2 separate regions of the Mus musculus genome follow, and region 1 is linked to region 2. A link is a loop called in an ENCODE intact Hi-C map of the cell type or tissue named here. Cell type or tissue: left cerebral cortex. All regions are shown on one strand. Each heading gives the region's core, and the rest is flanking DNA. Links, peaks and the distances in the headings are about the cores only. Region 1 overlaps Cep89 (centrosomal protein 89). Region 2 overlaps Gpatch1 (G patch domain containing 1).

Region 1 (5,375 bases), core at 67-5,066, 120 kb after region 2:
CTTCCAGGATGCTTGTCATGGAGGCACTTGAATAGATAGTGTCTCAGCAGGGCTCCTGTTAGTCTCTGTAAGAGGGGGCTGCTGTGGAAACCTGAGTTACCATCACTCACACACAAACGCACACACAGATACATATACACACACACACTAACATGCGCACACATACACACTCACAAACACACACACACACACACACACACACACACACACACACCCCAATATTTTGAGGTCTTGAGCTGAGCTCCCTGTGTTTACTAGGCAAGTACATTTTGGGTTAACTACATTCGTAGCGTATGAACTGAAGACATGAGTGCTCCATGGTATGGTTAAGGGAAAGGCTTTTACTGTAGCCAGAAAGGAGAGTCTAGCCAAGGACATCTGGAAGAGTCCAGAGCAGAGAGCGAGAGCAGTAGACTGAGCATGGCCAACAGCCTGGACCTGGTCATGGGCGGGGAGAGAAGAGGGGAGAGTGAGAGATGAAGACAAAGAGAAGCAAGAGAGAGGGAGGCCAGGTGTGAGACCAAGAGTAGCTGAACTAGCGGGGCTATAGGGAGCATGAGTAGCTGGGGGAGGGGAGCCCCTGAGCTGGAGGAAGTTTGGGGGAGGGGAAGGTGAGAAGAACTAGGTACTTGAGATACTGAGGGAGCCTGGCGGCCAGCATGTGCTTTGGTGTGCTAGTAGGCACCACAGACAGCCATTTTCCCTTCTGCCAGCGGTAAGGAAGTGGCTCCTTTGGGAGAGGGGAACCAACTTAACAAGCTCCTGAGGAAAACTGGCCTTTTGTCTAATAGCCAGAATGTGAGGAGATAGAGTTTCCTTTGTCCCTGACACCTAGCTTCACTTAATACTCATAAACCTGGAGGAAGTTCAAGTTTCCAAAGTTTAGCTGTGGACATGACTCATGAAAAGTAAGAAATCACTTCCAGAATTCCTAGAATGATCGGCAGCTTTAATAACCCAGGTGCAAGCACTGAAAGAAGCCTTCCCTGAAGTTTCTCCTTTTAGGAATTTAATAGTTAAACCTGTCTCACCAGATGTGGTGGCTCACACCTGGATTCCCAGCACCTGGATGGGATTCATCTCAGCAGGAGGATCATAAGTTCCTGGGTCAAGGCTGCAGATCCTGTCTGAGAAAACAAAACAAAAGCTTACTCAGAAGAGTTATAACCTCACAGCAGAACGCCACCGCAACCCTACATCCATACACAGTGGGAGAGCTAAGGGCAGCGCCCAGCCTTCTGCTCACTGAGAGGCAGCCATGATCTAGTTTCTCAGCAGTTAGAACCCGCTTTGCTGCCTAGTGGGCCGTCACATGCTTTAGTTACAAAGTGAAGAGACCTTCAGTGAAAATACAGTCACTGCACTGCACACTTAGGCCCGGAGAGAGCCTTCCCCAGGGGTTCAGTTGTAAGAAAACAGGAAGGGTTAAAGTCCAGGTGCTAAAGAAAGATTCTCAGGGCCAAGTGAAGAGGAAGCTCCACCCTCCACCTGCAGCCTCCCTCTGTGTCAGTCCCTGCCAGTCCCTGCCAGTCCACTGTGAGCATGCCGTGCTCACACATAATCACACTCGTCTTTTCCTCCCTAGGGTGAGAAAGTCCGGTTGCATGAAAAGCCTCCTCCCTCCCCAGGTACTGGCCTTTTGGGGTTCACTGTGATGGGCATGCTCAGCTTAGTGTTTACAGAGTGCCTAGAAGAGTCATCTGAAGGAAAGTTGGCAGCTCCCTGTGAAGGCTCTGGGGTCTGATGCTGTGACTAGCTTTGGGAAGGTGTCAATTACTATTAGTGGGGTGAGGGTAGGCTTGTGGAGAGAGCCCAGGACCTGGGGTGAAGGGTGGGCCTGTGGGGAGAGCTCAAGAGTTTGTGGGGGTGTCCCTGTGGGATGTGCTGAGCCCTTGGGTGGGGGTGGGCGTGTCCCTGTGGGACGTGCTGGAGGCCTGGATGTTGGTGTTCAAACAAGGGCTCGGCTTGAGGGTTGAGCTTTGCCAGGCTGACCTCTACAGCTGGGGAAGCGGCTGTAGAGTTCAGAGTGGGTTTGTAGTTTGGGACTGTTATGTCTCCCGTCACTCATCTGAAAGTACTATTTTACCTTTCATTTTGATTAACTGTATTTTGGCTCTTTCTTGGGGATTTTCATTATGTTCTAAGAGAGCCCTGTTGCCCTAACTTCTGGTTCTCAGGCTCCTCCATTGAGAGCAGTCCCTGTCTAAAGTCAGGTTGTTCATCACAGTGATTTGCAAGAGGTTCGGAGTAGGATCCTCAGACATCTATGTGCCCTGGGTTTGGGAACATGGGTTCAGGCCACTCCAAGAGACATTTTCCAGTATGGAAGAAGTTATATTAACTTTTATGGTCACTGAGCACAGCCGTACACCCAGGCCTTTACCAGCTGCACTGAGCAGGTTACTGGCAAAGCCAGGAAACCTCTGCTGTCTCGGACGCTCTCTGAAAGTGTCACTAGTGTTAGGATTGGTGGGGGCTAGTCGGTTACTAAGTCAGTCTATTCCAGAAGATTTACCTGATCGGCAAATGGATGCTAAGCATGTAGCATAGAAGCCCCTTCTGCTTCCTCTGGCCCTGCCACCTCTCTACGTGCTGCCTGATGTGCCTTCCCCTGGGCACCCAGTCTGTTTGGACACCAGGGACACGGCCTCAGGCCTGATGTGAACTAGTTGCTCCATGGCTTTAGGAATAAAGTGTCAAATGTTTTCGATGTGAGCTGGTTATATCATAATTATGTGGAATAAAGTGTCAAATGTTCTTTGATGTGAACTAGTTACAAAATTATGTGGGCTTTCCTCTGTGTCCTTTAGATGTAGCTGGTAGAATACATCAAAGATATACAGAAATAACCAAAGAAAAGTTTGCGGAGTTAAAAGAAGAAACTGTGCATCTGTACTCTGCAAACCAAGCCCTCAGCTGTGAACTGAGCGCTCTGAGACAGGCAATGAAGGACTTACAGCTGAAGCTCAAGTTGGTGGAAAAAGACAACAGGAAGCTGAAGGAGACGGAAAAGGCTTCCTGTCAGGAAGGTGCGGCCCCCTGGCACCATTATTAAGGGACAATTAGGGCTCTTTTTTTATTTTGAGAATTGATGTGTATGTGGATATTTATGCTGTAATACTTAAGACTACATTTGTACCTTTATGCTTATTGAATTTTGATTTTTTTTATCTGCCATAATATTTTGGCTAAATGTCTTAACTTATTTATATAAATTATTACACACACATACACGTGTGTGTGTGTGTGTGTGTGTGTGTGTGTGTGTGTGTGTATACATACAGTACACTACTACAAGGGAACAAAAAACTGACTAGAAGTTTATATAAAGTCTTGGTGACTCGGATATGATTGATTGTAGTGTAACATTACATCGCTGTTTTTCAGGAGTCACACCTGAATTGCTTTGCCTAAGGAAGCAAAGCCAAGACCTGGTGGATGAAAACGAGGGGCTGAAGATGATTGTCCATCGATTGAACGTAGAACTCAGTCGCTACCAAACAAAATTCAGGCCTTTGTCTGAGGAAGAGGTAATGTTTCCAACCCCAGAAAATCAGTTTGTTTGTCTTTAGTCTTTACTGTTGAATTGATTTCTGGTTCTTGAGATGTTCTTGGTAGTTCACACCTTTAATCCCTGCACTTGGGTGACAGAGGCAGGTCTATTTGTGGGTTTGATGCCAGCCTGGTCTACATAGTAAAACCCAGAAAACACACACACACACACACACACACACGCACCCACACACACCCACCCACACACACACACACACACACAGCTTGTCAGCCCGGTATTTAACAAGATAAGGCAAAGGAGTCTTGGAATCTTGAGTCTGAGGCCCGCCTGGGGCTACACAGTAAGCTCAAGGGTGGTCTGAGCTATACATTGAGACTTTGACTTTAAGAAAAAGAAAGGGGGCTGGAGAGATGGCTCAACAGTACTAACTTGCTGGTGTTTCAGAGTTCTCTTCCCAGCACCCACATTGATAGATCCCAATCACCTGTAACTCCAGGGCAAAGATTTCTGACACCCTCTTTGGGCCTCTTGAGAGTACTTTCATGCACATACACACAGGCACTCATAATTTAAAATACAAGTAAGTCTTTAAAGAAAGATCATTTTGTTTGTTTGTTTTGTTTTGTTTTTGTTTTTTCAAGACAGGGTTTCTTTATGTAGATCTGGAAATCCTAGAACTCTCTGTAGACCAGGTTGGCCTAACTCAGAGATCTGCCTGCCTCTGCCTACTGAGTACTGGGAGTAAAGATGTATCACCATGCCCAGCTAAAAAAAACATTTCTCTCTCTCTTTCTTTCTTTCTTTCTTTCTTTCTTTCTTTCTTTCTTTCTTTCTTTCTTTCTTTGTTTCCTTCCTTCCTTCTTTCTTTCTTTCCCTCTTTTTTAAGCATTTATTTATTTATTATATATAAGCATACTGTAGCTGTCTTCAGACACACCAGAAGAGGGCATCAGATCTCATTATGGGTGGTTGTGAGCCACCATGTGGTTGCTGGGAATTGAACTCAGGACCTTTGGAGAGCAGTCAGTGCTCTTAACCACTGAGCCATCTCTCCAGCCCAAAACATTTCTTAAAAAGACATAATTATTCCATCAAAAAAAAAACCCAAAAAGCATTGCTCTCTCCTCTCATGGCTATGACAGGAGACCTGCTAAGAACAACTTAGGGAGCATAGATTTACTTGCGCTCACGGTTCAGGGGCTGCAGCCCACTGTGGCAAGGAAGCATGCTGCCAAAGTACAGCATGACTTGTTTTATCTCTGCAAACCAGGAAGCCAAGAGCCAGACTGGGAGCAGGCCTAGCATGCCATGCTCAGGGCCTGTCCATGCCCTGTGTCTTGTCAGATGGGCCCCACCTCATACAGTTCTTCAGCTTCTGCAGATAGCTCCACCAGCCAGTCACCAAGTGTTTAAGCATGAGCTATGGCAGCATCCCAGACACAGCCATAGCACGGGATCAACCCACCTCCTCTATTCCATTCCATCCCATCCCATCCCATCCCATCCCATAATGAAGGCAGTGAAGACCTTGGAAACCAATGGGCCAGTGAAGAAACATAAAAAGAAGATTTAATGGTCCCCATCAGCGCCTCCATTCTCAGCCTGTTCTTTAGAGTTACAACTGTTATAGAAATTCGTCAGATTGTTACTCAAGTATTTCCAGGGTCCAGGCCCTTAGCCTCTTACTAAGTAAGATAACAGAGGGATTAAAGGCGTGCACTGCCACAGCTGTCCCGATGTACATTCTGATTCTAGGGATTTGTCTATTTTGAACGTTTCATAGAAATGCGGTTATATTATAAGTGGCCTCTTGTGACTGATTTCTTTCACTTGTATGATATTAATCTTTCTTTTTAAGTGA
Region 2 (5,375 bases), core at 292-5,291:
AGCACTCGTGAGGCAGAAGCAAGAGGATTTCTCTGAGTTTAAAGCCAGCCTGGTCTACACAGCCAGCTCCAGGACAACCAAGACTACATAGAGAGACCTTGTCTCAAGGAAGAAAAGAAGAAAAGAAGAAAGGAAGGAAGGAAGGAAGGAAGGAAGGAAGGAAGGAAGAAAGAAAGAAAGAAAGAAAGAAAGAAAGAAAGAAAGAAAGAAAGAAAGAAAGGGTGAGGGAGGGAGAGAGGGAAGAAGAGAGGGAGGGAAGGAGGGAGGGAGAGAGAGGGAGGAAAAGAGTGAAGGAGGGAGGGAGGGAGAGAGAGGGAGGAAGAGAGGGAGGGAAGGAGGGAGGAGCAGGGCTGGAGAGATGGCTCAGTAAATACCACTCTGTAGACAACTGATGTGGACACAACTGCTTATAGCTTCAGCCCCAGGGGATGCAACACCTTTTTCTGCCCCCGCCAGCATGAATGTGCACACACACACTCACATTCACATACACCCTTATACATGTAAATTTTTAAAAAAAAAATGGGACTGGGGTGAGGTGAGACAGGATTTTTCCATGTAGCCCTGGAAGTTCTGGAACTCACTCTGCAGACCAGGCTGGCCTCAAACTCACTGAGATCAGCCTTCCTCTGCCTCTCAAGAGCTGGGATTAAAAACCTGTGCCACCAACACCTGGCTAATAAATTCTAATAAAACTCAAATAAAAAATTTTAAAGAAAACAAATAAGTGTGAGTGGCACAGTCCTGTGATCTGAGCACTTGTGTGGCAGAGGCAGCAGGACTGAGGGTTCAAAACCACTCTGGGCTACACTGAGAATTTAAGGCAATCCTGGGCTTCATGAGACCTTTAAAAGGTGGGTGGGGCAAAAGGAACAACTCCCCAAGTCATAATGAATAAGGTCTGTATACACTTTTATACGCTGTTTACAATCACGACATGCCTGCTAGGGTTCCCCATCAGTGGGAAACCACAGCTCCCCACTTGAGTAAGATTAGGTTAAACATAACAAGTCCAGTCTCTTCCATCACACCTACCTTGAATAGGCATCTCTCCTAGCAACTCCCCCCGCTTGGAGGCATTGAGTTGATGCCTACTGTGTGTCCCCACGTCCTGCCCTGCTTTCCCAGATGACTCTGATAACACCTGAAGTACGTGAGCATTCTCGGCTGTTGCGGCGACCACAGGTCTGAAATAATGCACCGGTCGGTAGTCTCTGGGCAACTGAGGGGGCGGGTAAATCTTAACAAGAAACAGACAAAAGTCAGGAAATCCGGGCTACAAGATCACACAGACTTAAGAAAGAAAACCATGATTTTAGTGTCCTGAGACACGCCCAGCCCCGGCTCACTTTCGAGGTGAACAGCACTGAGATAGCCTGGCCCTGAGGGAAACCAGAACTACTGTCCCAACAGCCTCACATGGCAAACAATACCACTGCTAATATGTATGTTTCCCACGATGAGAGCACTAAATATAAGACCATGTTCTGCCCCTCATGCAGACCCAGCCCACTGAAAGAACAAATAGTTACAGATGTTTGTTCAAGACTTTAAAAAAAAAATAACAAACTTGAAATTAGGTAGTTTTTGTTCTGCCTGAATATATGCCTATATATGCCTACAGGCCAGAAGAGGGCACCAGATCCCATTACAGTTGGGAGCCACCATGGTGGTCGCTGGGATTTGAACTCAGGACTTCTGGAAGAGCAGCAGTCAGCGCTCTTACCCACTGAGCCATCTCTCCGACCCAAAACTAAGTAGTTTTAAATTCAAAACTCTATGTTCAGGCTATGCTTCACTTCCAAAGTGAACCATCCGACCTTCATTTTTTTTTTGGTTTTGGTTTTTTTTTTGGGGGGGTTTTGGTTTTTCGAGACAGGGTTTCTCTGTATAGCCCTGGCTGTCCTGGAGCTCACTTTGTAGACCAGGCTGGCCTCGAACTCAGAAATCCGCCTGCCTCTGCCTCCCGAGTGCTGGGATTAAAGGAGTGCGCCACCACGCCCGGCTCAGGCCTTCATTTTTTAAAATATATTTTTATCTTGTTAATGAGTATGTCTGTTGGGTAAGTGAATGTGCACATGTGTGGAGGTGCCTGCAGAGGCCAGATGAGGACATGAACCCTTTGGGGCTGGAGTTACAGGTATTTCTGTACTGGGATCCAAACCACTCCTCAATATTAAGCAGTTAGTGCTCTTAACCACTGAGCCATCTCTCCAGCTCCTGCCCCGACTTTTTTTTTTTTTTTTTTTAAAGAATTATTTATTTTGTGTATGTGAGTATGCTGTAGCTGTCAGACACACCAGAAGAGGGCATCAGATCCCATTATAGATGGTTGTGAGCCACCACGTGGTTGCTGGGAATTGAACTCAGGACCTCTGGAAGAGCAGTCAGTGCTTTTAACTGCTGAGTCATCTCTCCAGCCTGCCAACTTACTTCTTTTTTTTTTTATTATTTTTTATTAGATATTTTCTTCATTTACATTTCAAATGCTATCCCCAAAGTCCCCTATACCGCCCCCCTCCCCTGCTCCCCTACCCACCCACTCCCGCTTCTTGGCCCTGGCATTCCCCTGTACTGGGTCATATAAAGTTTGCAAGACCAAGGGGCCTGTCCTATAACACCCAGTTTTCTTCTAAAAAAAAAAAAAGAGTATTCATAGAGAAATACCAGATTAGTTAATGATATTATAAATATTAAAGAACATATAAATATTAAAATAAACACTATAAGCACCAAACAAGCAATATAATTTTAATGGAAAGGTTTTCTTACTTTCTTTGAAGATAAAGGTTTAGAAGCCAAGGAAAATCCTTCCAAAATTTTGCCAACATATCGAAGATCTCTCTCGGGTTCTACAAAATGACATCACTGATTAATTCCAGAAGCTGAGGTGATTAAGGGAGGCAAGAGGCTTCTTATTTTCCAGAGCATAAACAGCGCCCTGGGTAAGGTCACTGGGAAGGAGCATTTGGGGACCGAGTGGCATTCAAACTCTCACCCCTTTGTTGACACAGTGAGGCTCAGCCCAAACTGCCCTCCACTGCCCGGCCGCCCAGACAGCTGCCTTGGCCTCCCGAGACAAGCACCCAACACTGTCTTCCAAGCAAGGACCTCAGCAAAACAGCTTCTACACAGACCACCGCCATGATGTGTCACCTCGTCAGGACTCTGACTAGAAACATCTAAAAACTTGATCTAAAATGGCCCCATAAAGCTGTCCTCTCCCTCCCCGCCAAAGCACCCTCGGTGGCTATTATTTGGAGTGAAAGTTCTCAAGAAAAGCCAGCTAGAGTGTCAAAAGAAAGATCCCAACTGCAAGGGTCAGTTCTTGCGCAGTGCCCCAGGGTGGCTGTGTCCCAGTTTCCTTAGCAACAGCCCAAATAAGGCTCCTAGGCAACACAACCAGGTCAGCTGTGAACTCACGGGGACAAACTGTTATGGCAAACAAAAACATTAACAGTAGATAGATAAGCCCACAAACTAAGGAAACTGGGTGACCAACGCCTCTGACTTGAACAGGGGATGGTTCTCTGACTGCAGACGCAAGCCTGTGACAGAGGCCCTTCGATTCGCAGGAGGACTTTCTACAGAGTGGGTACACAGAAGATTCATTCCAGCCTCAGTAACTGCTGGAAGGAAAAAAAAAAATCTAAAAGTCAGTTGCAGAGATTGGTGAAATGACATGTTCACTCAGTCAGAAGAAAATATGTGCAGTGAGTGTGTGCAAATTAAAAAAGAGACAAAAATATCCCAAACTCATCAACAGAGCAGAGGCACTATTCTCAGGAAAGGAGAAAGATTTGTCTCAGAAAGAAAGCAGACTAGAGTATATGTAAACTACTAACTACTGTAAGATGTTAATAATTTAGCTAACTTAAATATTGGTTACTGATATAATTAAGATAACTATTATTAATTTCATCCTTCCATTAGTGTCTACAGTATGCTCATAGTAATTAGTACTTTATATTATTATATAATTATCATGCAACATATTGTCAACGGTATCGATACATTAGGTATATAACATATACAATAACATTTCTAATTTATTACATGTGAAATTGTATATGGTTTGGGCATTGGGGGTACTGTGACAGAAGCTAGGGCACTGTGCTGACTGACTGTATTAGACAGTCCCGATTCTCCACCCGGTAGTCCCCTGCACCATTTCTAGAAATCAAGACTGCAATAGCAGTTTAACCAAAGGACCTGAGTCACCACAGAGTCTATCTGGAGATTTAAGTTATGTTGAAAGACACCAATATTTATAATAATCACATCTGTAATTCTAGTACCTGGGAGGTAGAGGCAGACAAAGCACAACTTTGAGACTAGCCTGGGCTCTACAGTTAAACCTTAACTCCAAAAAAAGAAAAAAGGTTAGGTGAACAACCATGTTTGATTGCACACAAGAGCCTATTGAGGCCTCAGGGGTAGGAGGCAGGTTAGCTGAGTTCTGTTGTGCTACAGGCTGTTGGCACTGTCACCTGTCCCCAAACCTGGTCTTCTAGCCTGCTGTTTAAATTGGCTCAATCTTCCAGTTCCCTGAACTCTGAGCCCCCACTGCTGTCTGACCACAGCATGGCACCAGGCCACAGTCACTCCCCTCCTGGCCCCAAGCCTCTCCAGCTCCCTAGTACATCCCATCTTCACTTCTGCCTCAAACCCTATTTCTTCCTTATGTCCTATACACTGCAAGGCAGGCCTCAAACTCACAGCAGTCCTCCTGCCTCAGCTGTCCAAGTGCTAGAATTATAAGAACAAGCCATTATATCAGTTTATATTGTTTCTTACCCTGCATATTTTTTGGTTATCTCTTTTTTTGTTTGATGTTTATAGGTATTTTGCCTAAATGTATGTATATGTACCATGTGTATGCCTGAGGCCTATAAAGGCCAGAGGGGGCAGGAGATGCCCTGCAACTGAAGTTACAGATGGTTGTGAGCCACCATGTGGGTTCTGGGAACCAAACCCAGGTCCTTACAAGAGCATCCAGTAGCTTTAACCACTGAACAATTTCTCAGCCCCACATCCTGCATCATGGATAACCCTCTCCTCTACAGAGCCTGTGCCCCCTTCTTCCCAAGACCCTGACGAGTCCTACCATCTGGGCTGCCAAGAAGTACCTTTCTGATTTTTGTATTGTTTGGGAGCTGTCCAGCCATAGAGGCCATCTCCAGGCTCCTCGTCCTTCAGCACAGTGTCATACTTGGATAGAGTTTCTGTGGCGTAGATGTCATCATCTTCCTCTTCCAGGGCACCTACACCAAAAGCCTGCAAAACACAAGGTTTCAAACAGAGCTCCCAGGCTGGAGGGCCCGTCTGCATTGCAGGGCTAAGCTGTACTAAGTTAAGTACCCAGCAGACACAAA

What was found. A loop is a pair of places that touch in the nucleus more often than their neighbours do. Peaks named below come from ENCODE experiments on the same cell type or tissue, not always from the same donor. Only the 100,000 strongest peaks of a DNase experiment are listed, where the experiment ranks them.
Region 1: it touches region 2 in a loop (3-fold over the local background); 2 of 42 quality-filtered maps call a loop at or near these places.

What each region holds. Positions count from the first base shown.
Region 1 is chr7:35,414,832-35,420,206 of GRCm38, forward strand. It overlaps Cep89 (centrosomal protein 89), which reads left to right. Exons shown (of 19, transcript NM_028120.3): 7 at 1,586-1,628; 8 at 2,811-3,029; 9 at 3,388-3,530. Gm42378 (a long non-coding RNA gene) reads right to left here. Exons shown (of 4, transcript XR_881963.3): 4 at 183-1,127. Among named protein-coding and RNA genes, the nearest start is that of Cep89, 20 kb to the left of the region's middle. In left cerebral cortex, for the core only: no CTCF peak of the experiment used is centred there; no DNase peak of the experiment used is centred there.
Region 2 is chr7:35,296,449-35,301,823 of GRCm38, forward strand. It overlaps Gpatch1 (G patch domain containing 1), which reads right to left. Exons shown (of 20, transcript NM_026181.1): 8 at 5,130-5,277; 9 at 2,773-2,852; 10 at 1,036-1,240. Among named protein-coding and RNA genes, the nearest start is that of Gpatch1, 19 kb to the right of the region's middle. In left cerebral cortex, for the core only: a CTCF peak has its summit at 1,623 (motif pointing right); DNase peaks (open chromatin) are centred at 3,042 and 3,367; H3K27ac peaks cover 1,301 bases.